Regions from separate parts of the Homo sapiens genome. Here region 2 is linked to region 1. Evidence: chromatin contacts called from ENCODE Hi-C or POLR2A ChIA-PET data. All regions are on one chromosome and are shown on one strand. The core of a region is the stretch at or near the end of the contact, and the rest is flanking DNA. Distances in the headings are between cores, read along the strand shown. Region 1 overlaps GRK5 (G protein-coupled receptor kinase 5). Region 2 holds the start of BAG3 (BAG cochaperone 3).

The links. Hi-C counts contacts between places; a loop is a spot of excess contacts on that map. ChIA-PET counts read pairs that join two places held with the same protein, here RNA polymerase II (POLR2A). Pooled maps may share reads with other maps.
Region 2: a loop to region 1 is called in a pooled map, with 2.9 times the contacts of the local background. The contact joins the promoter of BAG3 here to the enhancer-like site in region 1. A Hi-C loop is called at or near these places in 1 of 50 pooled maps. POLR2A ChIA-PET finds 5 or more read pairs at or near these places in 3 of 52 experiments (GM10248, OCI-LY7 and activated B cell).

What each region holds. Positions count from the first base shown.
Region 1 is chr10:119,365,095-119,372,901 of GRCh38, reverse strand. All of the region lies in intron 2 of GRK5 (G protein-coupled receptor kinase 5), which reads right to left. Among named protein-coding and RNA genes, the nearest start is that of MIR4681, 9.0 kb to the left of the region's middle. RefSeq lists an enhancer at 3,456-3,775. Within about 2 kb of position 2,686, at least 21 of the 41 ENCODE cell types and tissues checked have a DNase peak (open chromatin) inside an H3K27ac peak, as active enhancers do; they include OCI-LY7, where a contact is called at or near this core.
Region 2 is chr10:119,646,966-119,654,772 of GRCh38, reverse strand. BAG3 (BAG cochaperone 3) reads right to left here and starts at 3,393. Exons shown (of 4, transcript NM_004281.4): 1 at 2,918-3,393. The coding sequence starts at 3,097. RefSeq lists a silencer at 3,341-3,640 and enhancers at 3,841-3,920, 3,301-4,255.

The sequences.
Region 1 (7,807 bases), core at 1,437-3,936:
CCCCTATAATAATTCTTTGGGTGAGGCCAACACCAAGCTCGGAGATGAGCACAGGGCCCAGGCCTTACCAATCTGAGTCTTTACTTGAACATTTTTTGGCACTCTAAGGAAAGTTACTTTTTCTTTATTTGAAGCCTTTAACTCTTAGGACCATGTAAGCCTGGAGTTGCTGGTGGCTATCTTGTGGCCATATAGAAAGAACCTGTCAGAGAATGAAATCAAAACTGTAGAAAGTAGAATAATAAATAGTGTCCTGATGATGTTTGAGACCTGGATCCAGCCATACCTGAAGCTATGAGATTTACCCCTGGACTTTTCAGTCACATAAACCAACAGACTTCCTCTAACCCTTAAGTTAGTTTGAGTTGGGTTTCAGTCCCTTGCAATTTATTGGTGCTGAGTAATAAGCCTTCAGATATAATGAGTATCTGGAAGACTCAAAATGAAAACCTATATGCAAAGGCTTTGCAGTAAAGTGCTACACTGTCAGGACACCACAGCAAGATGGGGCAGTACTATTAAAGAACTTCTGTCCTCAGCCTCCACCACGAAGTTGGATCCTCATGAATATTCTAGAATGCCTATATCTATAGCTGATTAGTACATAGTTCAGAAACACCAAAGCACTACCACGCTGCCTGGATCCTAAAGGCAAGCAGGGTTGCCTTGCTTGGGTGAGGACTTCTTCAGAGCTAGCACAGGGTGGCGAACAAGCACAGGCTTGGGTCTGAATCCTACCTCCATCCCCTAGCTCAGAGGTTTTCAGCAGCGGGAAATTTTGGCAATGTCTGTAGACATTTTGTGTTATCACAACTGTGAGGTTACTACTGATTAGTGGGTGGAGGCCAGGGATGTGCTAAATACCCCACAATGCACAGGACAGCTCCCTGCCACACATAATTATTCTGCTCCAAATGGCAATAGTGTCTCCACAGTGGAGCAACTCTGGATGGCTGTGTGGTCTTGGGCAAGTCCCTTTACCTGAGGCCATCAGAGTTAGCTGGTTGCTGCCGGGGATTGGCAACAACGCATGTGAGCACCTGGCCCAGCCTCAGCACACAGTAGGTGCCACAGAAACAGCAGCCACTGGACAGATCCTATCTCCTCTATCAGACTCAGGAAATGATGGGTTTTACTTCTCCGATGACTGAGAAAGGAGATAGGAGGTAGCTGGTGAAAAAGGAACCTTGACTCTCCATTAGCACCAAAGCAGGCAGGAGTTCCCCACTGTCACCGAGCCCTTCGGCCCTGAGCTCCGGGAGGGCAGGGCAGGGCAGGGCCATGCCAGCCTGCTTGCTCTTCCTTCAAGGCTCCTTCTCGGAAGCAGGCCACATGTGTCCCACCAGCACATGCCCGAGGTTCAAATCTCATAACCCAGTCAATTCCTTCAAGACTCATACCCCCAGCGGACTGAGAAACAGGAATGATATTGATAGTTAAGATAAATAAATGCTGTCACTGTTTTCATTCTTTTCGAGTGACATGAAATGGGAACATACTTTCTTAATTAAGAGCCTGCAGTATGTGGACTCTTGGAGGGCAACCAGAGTTTCCCAATAGGAGGTGGCGAGGACACAGGCAGTGAGGGCGGCCCAGCTTCCCTCGGATGGCCACGGGGCCCGAGCACAGCCAGGCCCTCCCACCGGGCTAGGGGAGAGTGGGCGGCCATCCCTGGGGACGGGGAGCGGGGAGAAGCTGCAGCCCGGGTGCGGGGAGGGCTGTCCACCCCACTGAAACCTGCTTGGGACTGTGTGCATTGTTGCCCCAGGCACTCCTAGAGCTCGGGCCAAGGAAAACACACGTTCAATTTCAGAAGTAAGAGCAAGGACGGAACGCGGCTTCCTGAGGAAATGGAAATGCTAACACTGGGGCTCTTGGAAATGAAACCACATGTTGATTGTAAAGGTTGTGAGGCTGGAGTGGGGCGGGGGGGTGGAAGGAGGGGGGTGTCCAAAGGGATGCCTGGAACCATCTCTCCACCAACTGAAGGTTTATTTTATTTTATTTAACTTCATTTTCCCAAAATACCAGGTTACGGGGGGCTGTGGCAGAGAAGGGGGTCCCTGATAGATCCTAATGCAATTTAGGAAATGGACATGGGGAGAGAGGATCAGACAGAGGCTGCCAGCCCTCTACTCTGCCGTATTTCAGGTTTGAAACAATAAACAGAGAAGTGATTCGAAAACAGCTTTCTCTTAAAAATTCCTGCCAAAGCTGGAAAAAACAATCGGGCGTTTGCTCCGAGGAAAAAGCTCTCTGACGTTTGAAAGGCGAGATGGCATCACGGATAACAGCAGAGCTTCCCAGCCCGCCCCTTGGAAGGCGCAGGAGAGGAAAAAGGAAACATTTGGTATGTGGTTAGCAACAGCTGAGTGGCCTTCTATTACTTCAAGAAAGATGTTTTTGTGTGAATAAAAAATGACATATGGTGTGTCACACAAACACACCCAAACCAAGCCCTGCCATCTTCCTGTGCCATTCGTCCCTCTCGTTCTGGGCTCTAGTTTTACGGAATGTCTTGTGCTTGTCACATGTTTCTGTGGGATCGAAATTATTAAGCCCAAGTCTCACAAAGTTTGGTGGCACTTGGAGAAGCCACATGTGAAACCACTGAATCGCAGGGTGTCTGGGCCTGGGCTGCCAGGCAGGGGAAGTGTGGCGGGGACAGTGGGGAGGAAAGAAGGCTCTAGGCTGTGGGTCTGTGGAAGGAAGAAAAGGGTGGGTGGAAGGGTGCTTGTGCGGGCCCCTGCCTCTCTGATGAGGGTCCAGGTCTCTGGCTTGAACCCATCAGATGCAGTCAGGGAGGTATCCAGGAGTCTGGGGAAGGGCTGGGGGCTGAGATGGACAGGACATGGACTATACCATCACCATGAGCAGTAATGGAGCTGCCAGAGTCCGGCAGTGACCTCTATCACCAAGGACAAAAAAGGCAAACAATTTAGATATCTCCTTGCAGTGGGAATGGGCAAAGAACTGGCTGGGTAAACGGAGGGTCAGGGGTGGGGGTGGACTGAGGGAACGGCAGGACCACTTGGCAGGTAGATCCTGATGCTGGACAGGCAGTCGCTGGAAGGGGCCTGGCATATCGGAAAGAAGGTCCAAAGCACTGTGCTCTGAGCCCTCTCCTCTGCCCGGAAGCCCGGCAGGCTGACTGCAACCTCCACTTTTGTGCTAGCCTGGGGACACCAAAGAGGCGTCCGCAGAAAAGGCACCTGGCGCATCAGCAGTGCTGGTGCTTTAAGAGCCGGGGCAAAAAGGAAACACACCCATGCGTGACCTGTGGTTGTTTCTATTTTTCCATATTTTTGAGTTTTTACAAATGAGGGGAAAACAGCTCTCCTAAAAGCACAGCTGCAAAATCACTGAGATCAGGAAGAGCCTGGAAAGCAAAGAACTGTGACTGCCAGACAGCTCTCCTTTCCGTGCGGGGCCTGGGGAATGCGCAGCTGCTCAGAAGAACTTCGGGTTTGTTTTACCCTGCGTGGCCTGTGGCGGGACCTTCCAGTGAGCCGGGACGGGGCACCTGGGACAGCCTTGGTCAGTGATGACCACTGTTTGTGTCTTGAACACCCAGGGCCTTTCCTCACCTGTGCTCCGCCTAAAAGCACCTGGGACACCATCCACTTAGAAGGACATTCTTTCTACAACCTTTTTTCTCCTTGTAAAGAAATTTCATCCAGATACATGCAGTTTTAGAAAGTGAAACTCCTAGGCCACACCCAGACCGACTGCATCAAATCTCCAGGGCGTCAGTATTTTCTTAAAAAGCTCCCTAGGTGATTCCAACACTGCATTAACTGTAAGGTCCAGTTCACCATTTTATCCCCACCACCTGGATCAGTGCCCGGCCCAGGCAGGAGCACAGGTGTTTATCTAAAATGAATGAATGATTGAACAAACCAACAAACAGATCACTGTGACAGGGAGGCCACACGCTTCCAAACTGGGGAGTATATATCTCCAGCCCACGTTCTCCTGATGCTCTGCCAGAAGTGAAGGCCTCCCTGAACCAAGTAGATGATGAGGGCTGTGCCTAAGGTGGCTTCTGTCCAAGGCAACGAAAGGGTCAGCATGGCTCCCTGGGCTCAGGTCCCTGGGCGGAGGCAAGGCTGGGCCAGGCTGCCTGCTGCTCAGAGCTGCAGCACAGTAAGCCCAGAGCCCCCAGAAGTGAGGCGGTCTGAGCCCAGGGGCCCTGCCTGGCATGCCCCTTTCGAGAAAGCACATCGGTGCATGGGACTGGGGCTAGGAGATTGGGCTTTGTGTCCAGCTCCACGTCTGACCCTGCATGACCTCTGACCCATCATTCTTCTCTCTGGACCTTGGTTTCCCCTTTTACAAAATAGGGCTGATGAACAAGGGGGGCTTAAATGCCTCCCATTTCGGTAGCTTCACAGTGGGGCTGTGAGCCTGGTGGGAATGGAGACATCACAGGGCATGGGGCCTTTCTCCAGCGTCAGAGCCCCAAGGAGGGTTCACCACTGCTGGGGATCTTTAAACCCACCCAGCTGCCATCCCCCGCCCCCAGCACCACCCCGCACCTGCGACGTGGCAATACGGCTGGAGCAACACAAGCATGAGTTTAAAGGCAGCATTTCGCAGAGGCCTGGGGCTCTGAGGGGCGCCAAGGAGCCCTGGCTTTCATTTCAGGAAATCTGGGAGTCTTTACTTCCGCTCAGTGCCTCAGTCTCTCCCAAGTGCATTTCAGGTTGACTTCACATGGCAATGCCCAGCCCATCCTTCCTGCACGCTGCCCTGGCCTGCCAGGGAGGACTGGGGGCCCATCTTGCCTTCCAGGGCCCGGGGTCTGGCTTCCCCTGGAGCTATGAGCTAATCAAGCAAAAGCCACGGAGGGCCGGGCCAGGAAACGGCTGGGCAAGCCAGGGACCAAGGCAAATAGCAGCTTCCAGGCAGACCTGGCTCTTCCTGCCCTGGCCCTGCCGAGGCGCCTGGCTTCTTCCTGGGCCACTGGCCGGGGTCTAGCGAGGATCACGGCTGTGCTGGCCAAAAGCAGCTGGAGAAATGAATGCCTCGGAAGGTGGAGGCAACTGATGGTCTCCTGAAAGTCCTGATGTCTCAGGGTCCCAAGACCCCCAGCCACCCTTAATCCTCCCAACATGATCCCCATCAAGGGCTCAGCCAGCCCTGGCGTGTGCACTCACAGGGACAGGAAGCACTTCACCTGCAGAGCATCCAATACTCTTTATCAACACCATGCTGTGAGGCCATTCCCATTTTGAGACCAAGCCTGTCTTTCTGTTATACTGCCCTTTGGCTGTCATTCTTGGGATGTAGAGGACAAATGTTTGAAAGCAATTATTCTGTGCTCTTAGAGTCTTAGATACAGCTCCGATTCTCCCAGCCAACCATGTGACCACACCCCAACCCTGTCTGCCCAAGAACAGGGCGCAGTGGGTTTAACTCGCTGGGACCCAATCTGGGTCTTTGGTGATTAAATGTCAAATGACATCAACTCTTGCCAAGCCTCCTTCCATCTTTGCTCAGCTTGGCCCCAGACTCAAGAAGGGCTAGGCTTCGTGTCCTGAAGGAGGAAGAGATGGGTGTTTCACAGGCACACGAGCTCACCAATGCCCACACTCCAGATGAGAGATGGGGGAGAGGCACATTGCTTCAGCAGAATCTAACACAGGGAAGGCTAGAGCTTAGCAGAATTCTAGCTCGTGGTGTCGGGATTTTCGACACGGATCTTTAGAGTTTGGTAGAGCTGGTTTTCAGAAAGACATGAGCTTTGGTTCAGACACTGGCCTTTCCACTTTGCCACCTGATGTATTATAATAACAATAATGGAAACAATAGCAACTGACATGAATGAGGTGCTTCCTGCGTACCAGGCACAATGCTAGGCACACTACATGCATGTCTCATGCAATCCTCACAACAGCCTTCCAGAACAGGTGCTATCATCAGCCCACATTTTAGATGCCTAAAATCGAGACACTGAGAAGGAAATGGCACAAGGTCACAGGCTAGCAAGAGGCAGAGCTGGGATGTGAACTCAGCTCTTGCTGACAGCAGAACAATTATTCTGCATCTTTTAACTTTTAAGGGATCCATGGCAGCAGCAGACAAAGACTCGGGACCCTGAGAGGTGGATGACATCACATCAGTGGCACCATCTGGCAACCTCTAGGGGTCCACGGTGGGGAGGAGGCACCCCTGTCACCTAGATGTACCAATGACCTATTGGTCAATCAATTTCCTCAGGTCCAGGGGTGCTCCAGCCTCCAGGATAGAAAGACATGGGAAAGCTGTGGCAGCTTTGGGGCTGGCTATCAACTGGGCCTCAACATCTAGTGGCTGGGCCAGGAGAATGATCTGGAATGCCCTTTCTTCCGTTGCTCTTCCCAAAAAGAAAAGCTGAGCCGAGTAGCTGCCCCCCTCCTGCCCTGAGTTCCTTCAGTTCTGTGAGCTGCACCACATGTGTGATCATGTAACTGATGTGCTGTCTCACACCTTCGCTGGCTATCCTGAGAGCTGGCCTTGCCTCCCCAACTAAGCTGTAAATTCTCTCTCTCCTCCGCCACCCCCTTTGCCTCCCCTGTAGAGCCCAGGACAGTCTGGACACTTATGAGGTCACCAATAAATATGCAATTGATGAAAGCAGGAGCAGCCATGAGAAAGCTATTCACCAGGATCCTGTTTACACTCCTTTTGTCAAAACAAATCCGTTGCTCCTTAAGGGTGTGTCTTAAAGTCCCCGGGGTCCAGAAGTAAATGCTTGGCTTTAATAGGGTGTTGGAATTGCATTTCACAGCACATTCCTGTGCTGAGACCTACACCAGGGCAAGTCCTTAAGCCAACAGGACAGAAGCCCAAATGGGGTGGACCCGACTTGGAGCAGTCAGGGACCAGGTCGCTTAGTTCCCTGCACATGTTGGCACCCAGCATAGAACCTGGCACAGAGCCGGGGTGCAATAACGTTTGACCAGTGAATGAATGAATGAATTCATGACCCAACACATCAACTGCAGCTGATGGCTGCATCATAACATACTTGTTTCCAAATTTCTCCCTGTGCTGGCCCAGGCTGTGAACTGCTACACAGGAAGCGGAGTGCCTTGTCTGCACTGACATCCTCATCCTTTATGGCCCAATAACGCCAGAGCCTAAGAAAGGGTGTGTTGAGGGGAACATAGTCATAGAGCTTGTAGAAAACCGAAAGGAAAGCTAGTCTGATGGCCTCATCTTCCTGGTGGGGAAACTGAGGCCGGGTAGGGGAAGGCTTTTGTCTTGTTCATCACCCCAGGGCATGCTTAGCCTCCTGCCTAGCTGCTCTAAGCCCTACATCATTATGAACAGCGTGGGGAGGTCCTTTATTAAAATTCAAAGACCCTCACCGAAGGGTCCCACCCAAGCCTGGCATACAGACCCTTATTCAGGTCTTTCCAAACCCCCTCCCAGGACCTGGCATTTTAACCGCCATGAAGCATAGCTGCTTCTGTCAGCCTGAAGGCCTGTGATCGATGCCACACAGGTGTTTCATATAAATCTTCAAGGGCTGTCTCTGCAGAGAGCCAAGTAGACGTTTTTTAATCATCAAGAGGGGGAAAAAAGCAACATGCCTCATGCATTTTCATTTTTATCTAAGTAAAAGAGCACAATCAATTTGTCAGCATGCAATACCACTGCTTGCCAAATACCACTTATTTTAAACTAAAGCTTTCTCAGCTATACAAATACAGAATACAAGCATGGAGAACCTAAAACATGTGCGTTTCTCTCCTTCTTTCTTTCTTTTTAAAGAGTCCCACATATTTCATAACTGTCTAGACCTTGTAAGCTCTGTCTC
Region 2 (7,807 bases), core at 2,144-4,643, 280 kb before region 1:
CCTGGAGGAGTGGCTGCACCAGCACTGAATGCCATCCTCTGCCAGGAAAGGGCCTGGACTGGTATGAACTTGCCAAATTAGTGGGAAGCCCAAGTGTGCAGAAAATCAAAATCCAGGAAGACTGCAGGTGGGGAGGCCCAGCTGCTTAGAATGGGGCTGGATGAAGCCCAGCATCTTTGCCGGGAGCCGTCCTGCTTCAGCAATGACAGAAGATACTTGCTTTCGCTCTGCCCCTCTGTGAAAACAGGGAGTTGTCCTAACTACTTCAGGAGAAGGCGGAAGATCAACTGCAAGACGGCAGTAGAAGACGAAATAAAATACAAAGGTCTAGTCTTTTCTTTCCATTTTCTTACTAACGTGATTAAATTTTAAACATCCTGAAGCTGAGTCCTCCCCCAAAAGAGAGGTCGTCTCTTGAGCTCCTCATGCTCAATGAACAGCTTTTTACTGATTGACAGCATTTCCTCTTGAAGATGATGATGCTCAGACGGGCCTCAGCTCAGCTCCTCCAAAATCGCCCTTTGTTTTCTGCAAGGGCCTTTTTCTCATTATGCATTGAGAAGCCAATTTCAAATACAAAATGATATTCAAGGATTTTCCACTACATTTAGTCTCCAGTAAGGTGTAACTCACACAAGTGCAACCTGATATTGTGTGTGTCAAAGCACAGGATTGAAAGCAATGAAGCACAAACAGCTCATGGGCTGAATGTTAGTTTTCTCCTTAAGTTTTGGTGCCATGCTGACAAGTCTCAAGTCATTCACTTGGTAAAGGGAACTCTTTTCTTGAGTTCATCAGTCCCATCATCAAAATCCAAGCAACCTCAGCACAGAGGTCAGTGACCCAATAACTTGGTGGCCAGGAGGGCACAAAAATAATCAAGTATTCTAGCCTGCATGCCTCAGTTTCCCAAAACACTCACTTCCAACTTCTGAAGAGACACACTGCCTCTTATTAGGACTTTCCTGACACTAGTTCTCTCCCTGTTGTTGGTACTAGCTGGATGACCTTCAAAGTCACACCTGAACTCTCTGGGTTTCAGAAAATAAAGAAGCCTAACATAAGAGATCTTCAAGGACATTTCAACTTTAAAATTTTGACCGTGAAATTTTCAAATAAATCTTCCCAGCATCAGACTTCTGATTTAGTAGTTCTTTGTATTTGCTGACAAGAATAATGGTAACTAAACCTGCTTTTTTTCTTTTAATAAGGTTTATGAAATCACAGCCTAACCCATGCACCAGGTGGGTACAGGAAGATCTCAACTTGCTGGGTAAGTTTCATGCTGAGAACAAAGTGCTGGGAATGTTTATGTTCAAACTTGATCTTCACTCACAACAAAGGCTGCCAACAGATACCACTATCCCTATGTCTACAGGAAGAAGGCTTCAAAATAATAGTTGTAAACCACACTAAAGATCATGTACATCCACGCAGACTCCTAAGAAAGGTGGTTTGAAATGAGTGTCAGTTTCACCCAAAAATGGGTGGAACAGACACACAAAAAGGTATATGTAACTGTGCCCATCCCAGCTAATTACAGCCTCTTGTACTAATTTTCAAGAATAAATATACAACTAATCTCTCGTAAATGTAAACTGCTGCCTGTACACGGTCTCACTGCTGGGCACCGGAGTTTTATCAATATTGTTAAAACAAAAAGTGCATAAAGATGAAGGGAAATAATACAGGTCTTTCTTCTAAAACAATGGGTTACACAGCAGTTTTAATTTGGTGAGTTTTTAAATCTTCAAAATAATTTACCAGCTCTTTGCTGCTTTTATCTTGCCCAGACGGCGTTAACAATTCAGCTTTAAGTATAACATATTTATTTTAAAAACTTTTTATCCTGAAAGCTCAAATTTATAAAAAATTGAAAGAATAGTATAACTAACTCTGATTTTTGAAAATTAACACACTCATTCCAAATTTACATTTTCAAATTTCATGCTCTTGGGGATTAAGAAGTATATATCCTTGCATGTATGTAAATGAGACATACTTCTGCTGTATTCACAAGAGTATCATTAGTCAGTTATTTGTGTACTGGTAACAAATCCTAAGTATTTTAATACCATAACAAGGCAGGAAGCGAATGCCATTATAAATATACACGTATCATTCTCTTTCTCTCCAGTGTGAGGCAATGTGGTAAGGCAATGGCCAACTGTAAGACAGTCTCAGATCTCTAGTCTAGATCTCTAGAAACTGCTGGGGAGAAGCACACCCTGTTTTTTATTTTACAAATCATACTAGGATACGTTCATATTGAAAGCACTTTCAAACAATAATACAATTTTAATTTAAAATACACACACACACATATATATATGAATGTTTTGACACCAGCCTCCAGAGTCATTGGGTGCCTAACATGGGACAGTAGCCAAGATACCCCTCAACCAAGTTGGAGAACTTGAGCGGTAAAATTCCCCCCAAAACCACCATCCAAGCTTGCGAGTGTCCCCCTCGAGTCCGCGGTCAGCAGGGTGCGCCGCGGGTCCCGGGCCCGGAGGCCGAGCGGGCAGCAGGGGCCACGGTGGGCCGGGGCCTCCGGAGCTGACCAGGCCGGCCGCCCCTCTCCCAGCCCTAGAGCGCGAGGCCAGCGCTGGACACCCGGCCTTCCGCCCTGGAGTCGAGCCGTGGACGGCACCGGAGCCACTGCGGGGTCGCTTCCCGGGCCACCGAATCCCGGGGCCTCCTTTCGCCCCGACGCCTGTCAAGGGCGGGTCCGGAGCGGGGACTCGTCCGGGCGCAGCGGGAGTGTGTGGCGGGGCGCGGAGCCGGTGTCCGCCCGCGAGGGGCCTTCGCCGACCCCCGGGCCCCGCCGCCTCGCGTCCCCCCGGCCCAGCCCACTCCCCGCCGCCTGCCGTCGAGGTGGCGCCACCGACCAGGGCGGGCCGCGGGCCCGGCTCACCTTGGGGCCCTCAGAGGGCACGCGCGGGTCGTTCCACGTAGTGGTGCGGCTGTTGTGGTCCACGAAGAAGGGCCAGCCGGTCTGCGGGTCGATCTTGATCTCCCATCCGGGGGGCAAAGGGTCGCGGTCACCGTTGCCGGACGCCACCTGCATCATGGGCGAGTGGGTGGCGGCGCTCATGCTGGGTTGGGGTCTGCCCGCTGGGGCGCGGGTGCGGGGCGCTGGCTCCGGGCGCCGAGTCTCTGGCCGGGCCGCCGCCGTGGGCCCCTCTCCGCCGCCGACGTGTCCGGGAAGCCGGCGCCGGGCACCTTTATGAATTAAAGGCGGGGGTGACGTGGCCAGAGAGGGGTGGAAGTGTCTGGAAATAGCCTCCTCGCTGCCAGAGGGGAAGGAGGAGATAAAGGGAGGTAGCAACTGGCCGGCTAGAAACTTCTGGTCCAGTCCAGAGAAGTTGGCCGCGGCCCGGGGTTGGATGCGGAGCTCCGCCCTGAGTCATCGGCTATAATCGCGGCGGGCGGGGCAGAGGAGCGGGGGCGGGGCCTCGGCCCGCTCGCCCCTCCCCCACCTCCTCCCGCCCCTCCCCCTTCCGACTCGTGCGCGTGCCCGGGCCGGAGTCGCCGCGGGCGGGCGCGGGCGCGGCTTCGGGGTCCGCCTGCGGGTGGGAAGCCGGACGAGCTGGACTGGGGCCGTCCTCCGTGCGCCCCGGGCGGGTTTCGGCTTTCATAGTCGCTCTCTCCCTCTCCTTTGCGCCGAGTGAGTGTTCCCGGGGCCGGAGCCCGTGCTCCCCGTGCCTGCCGCCCGTCCTTCCTGTACAAACAAAACCATCTCGCCCACCTCCACCCCCTCCCCCATATATGATAGCCGAGGACCCTGAGGGCTGTCCGGGAGGAGCGCGGGGACTCTCATCTGACACCGGAAGGAAGCCAGGGAGAAAATGGAAGTCAGTGCAAACTCACCTGCCTTCCTTTGGAAACTTCAAGAAAAAAAGAGATTGTATCAACTGATGGCTTTTAGTCTCCTAGACTAAAAAGAAAGTTTCGTTGCAGCTTTAAAGATAAATCACATTTTCTTGGGTCTGGATCTTTTTTATGGTAGAGATTGGTTCTTGCTATCTTATATCTTGACCCTGATTTGGGAAGTAAAGACCGAATAACCATGACATTTTTTGTTTGGTTTATTCAATTGCACTTGTAACCTGTCAAAGGAGAAAATTACAACACATTTAAAGATCTTTTTTGTTGTTGTTGTTGTTGATTTTCATTTTTTAACTTTTATTGTTAAAGATCTTATTTGTGATTCTAGAAATTGGGCAACATCTCCATTAAATTAGAATAAGTGCTCCCATGAGCTGAGCAGAAGAGGTTGGTTTTATAGACAGAGAAGGGCTGAAGAAAGCAGAAACAAAGAACCAAGACTGGATTGGTTGTTTCAAAATTACTTTCCTTGTAAGGAGGGGACAGAGAGACAGAATCATAGAAAAATAACTGATGAGGGCTTGCCACCATGGCTCATGCCTATAATGCCAGCACTTTGGAAAGTCAAGACTGGAGGACCTCTTGAGTCCAGGAGTTTGAGACCAGCCTGGACAACACAGTAAGACCCCCATCTCTGCATAAACAAAAAATAAGCCAGGTGCAGTGGCTTATGCCTGTAGTCCCAGCTACTCAGGAGGCTGAGGTGGGAGGCTCATTTGAGCCCAGGAGTTTGAAGCTGCCATGAGCTATGATTTTGCTCTTCATGCCAACCTAAGCGACAGAGCAAGACCCTATCTCTTTAAAAGAAAGAGAGAGAAAGAAAGAGAGAAATGATTGAGAGAAATGTAACATCAGGTTACATACTTCAGATTACTGTACAGTTGACCCTTAACATGGGTTTGAATTGAGCAGGTCCACTTGTACATGGATTTTTTTTCAATAAAAGTTACACCGATGTGCTTGCCTCTCCAGTCTCCCCTTCCACCTCCTCCACCTCTTCTGTCTCTGCCACCCCTTGACAGGAGAATCAACCCTTCCTCTTCCTTCCCCTCCTCAGCCTCCACGTGAAGATAATGAGGATGATGACGTTTATGATGATCACGTCCACTAAATGAGTAGTAAGTGTACTACTCTTCCTTATGTAAATGTAAAATCTCTTCCTTATGATTTTCTTAACATGTTCTTTTCTCTAGCTTACTTTATTGCACGAATACATATAATACATATACAACATATGTGTTAATTGACTGTTCATGTTATTGGCAAGGCTTTCCGTCAAGAGTAGGCTATTGGTAGTTTTGGGAGATTCAAAGTATGCAGGGGCGGGGCATGGTGGCTCACGCCTGTAATCCCAGCACTTTGGGAGGCCAAGCGGCGGATCACTTGAGATCAGAAATTTGAGACCAGCCTGGCCAACATGGTGAAACCCCAACTCTACTAAAAATACAAAAATTAGCTGGACGTGTGGCACATGCCTGTAATCCAGCTACTCGGGAGGCCGAGGCAGAACTGCTTGAACCCAGGAGGCGGAGGTTGCAGTGAGCCAAGATCATGCCACTGCACTCCAGCCTGGGCGACAGAGCCAGACTCCAGTTCAAAAACAAACAAACAAAAAAGTATGCAGGGATTTTCTTTTTTCCTTTCTTTTCTTATTTTATTTATTTTATTTATTTATTTTTTTGAGACAGGTTCTTGCTCTCTCTCCCAGACTGGAGTGCAGTGGGGCAATCTCAGCTCACTGTAACCTCTGCCTCCTGGGTTCAAGCGATTGTCCTGCCTCAGCCTCTTGAGTAGCTGGGATTACAGGTGTGCACCACCATGCCTGGCTAATTTTTGTATTTTTAGTAGAGACAGGGTTTTGCCATGTTGGCCAGGCTGGTCTCAAACTCCTGGTCTCAAGTGATCCACTCGTCTCCGTCTCCCAAAGTGCTGGGATTACAAGCATGAGCCACCTCGCCCAGCTTTGCAGGGATTTTCGACTGCACGGAGTTGGTGCCCCCAGCCACCTCCTGTCACTCCCCAACCCTCACCCCTCATTCGAAAGTAGCCTGTTTGGGAAATTAGACTATCACCTCTCCTGATTTCTCAGAAAGTCAGATAACAACTTGGTTTTGGTTTGGTGATGTGGAACTTTAGCATGAGTGACTCCTTTCTGATTTTTCGTCGGGTTTGTTAAGGCCAAATGCAGGAGCTTAGTCCAAAACAGTGACCTCTTATAACTTTTATTTAACAAACGTCAATGAGCACCCCAATTCCCCTGGGAAAGAGAGACTGTGTTCCAGAAAGAGAGAATGTTTGGGAGGTGACATTTTAGATCTTTAGACATACTGACTCATTCCCTTCCCCAGAAACGCTTTGAACTAATATTGGGCCTAGTTTTCAATTCGGAATCAGAGAATATCCTCGAACCCCAGTCAATACCTCTGCCCCTTCCTGCCCTCAGCTTACTCCTTCTGGAGAAAATGCCAGAGAGGCCTGCCTATCATTTCCAATGGAATGATTCTCACTTGTAAAAGTATGCTTATCCGCTTTGGAGTCCAGTAACTCCAGTGATGATCAGGCCCCAGGGACTGATGCAGGTCACCAAACATGTTAGAGACAGGTGTATAAACCCGAATGTCAGTGCACTAGTTTCCCATAGGAAATATTACTGTTGAAGGAACTAGACCCCCAAATTCACTAGTCAGTGTCTGCCTTATGCTTCCTTATGTCTGCAGCCCTGAACCCAGAGTCCATATTCAATAAATGTTGATGTTTATCGAAGATTGAATCCAGAGTGAAATTTTATTTCTATCTTCTTCCTTGCTCAATTTGCTTTCCACTACAGTTTAAGTAACTACAGTTTAAATAAACACAGAGGCTGGGTGTGGTGGTTCATGCCTGTAATCCCAGCACTTTGGGAGGCAGAGGTGGGGGGGATCACTTGAGGTCAGGAGTTTGAGACCAGCCTGGCCAACATAGTGAAACCCCGTCTCTACTAAAAATACAAAAATTAGTCGGGCATGATGGTGGGTGCCTGTAATCCCAGGTACTTGGGAGGCTGAGGCAGGAGAATCGCTGGAACCCGGGGAGCGGAGTTTGCAGTGAGCTGAGATCACGCCACTGCACTTCAGCCTGCGCAACAGAGGAAGACTCTGTCTCAATAAACAAACAAATACTGAAAGTGGTGTTGGCCATTTTTCCCCTGAAAGAAGCAGCAGGGAGGAAGCAGGTTACTCTGGGATTAACATAGCTGCTTCTGACAGTTGCTCTGGAGGCTAAAGCAGCTCCATCCTGGATGCTCATCTGCCATGTTCGTTTCTGATGAACCCGTTCCAGGAATGCCTCTAAGATTTCTATTTTCACATACTTACCCTTCGGTCAAAATAACGTTGGTGTTACTGTAAACACATACTTACTATAAATCCTGCCTGTGGCGAATTCCCTGTGGTATACAAGCCCTGGGACTTCAGGGTAACAGTGCAGGGACCCGCCATCTTGTCTTGCAGCCATCCAGGACATGGCTTGTGTTTGTAAGTCCCTATTAAGTGTTTCTCTCTGAGAAACTGGATTTGTCCACCTCTTTCTTCAGCTTCTCAGTTTCCTCAGCCTTTGAGGGTAGGTGTGCATAGACCTGCTCACCGCAGAAGAGTTATCCTCCGCTAGGGACTTCCGCAGGGTTTGTCTAAAACAGAGACACAAGTCTTGGAGAGCTGGCTGGAAGAAGCTGCTTTGAGCCACGTTGAATACTGAGCATCATGTCTGTCCTCGGTGGCTTTTTCTTTTCTCCAGGCCCTCAGACACTCCCTCTTTAGGCCTCCTGGAGTTCATCTGCCCAGATCAGAAGCTTAAGCATAACCCTAAATTTCTTTTGCCCCTCACCATTTAATTATCCTTTTTTTTTGAGACTTGCTCTGTCACCCAGGCTGGAGTGCAG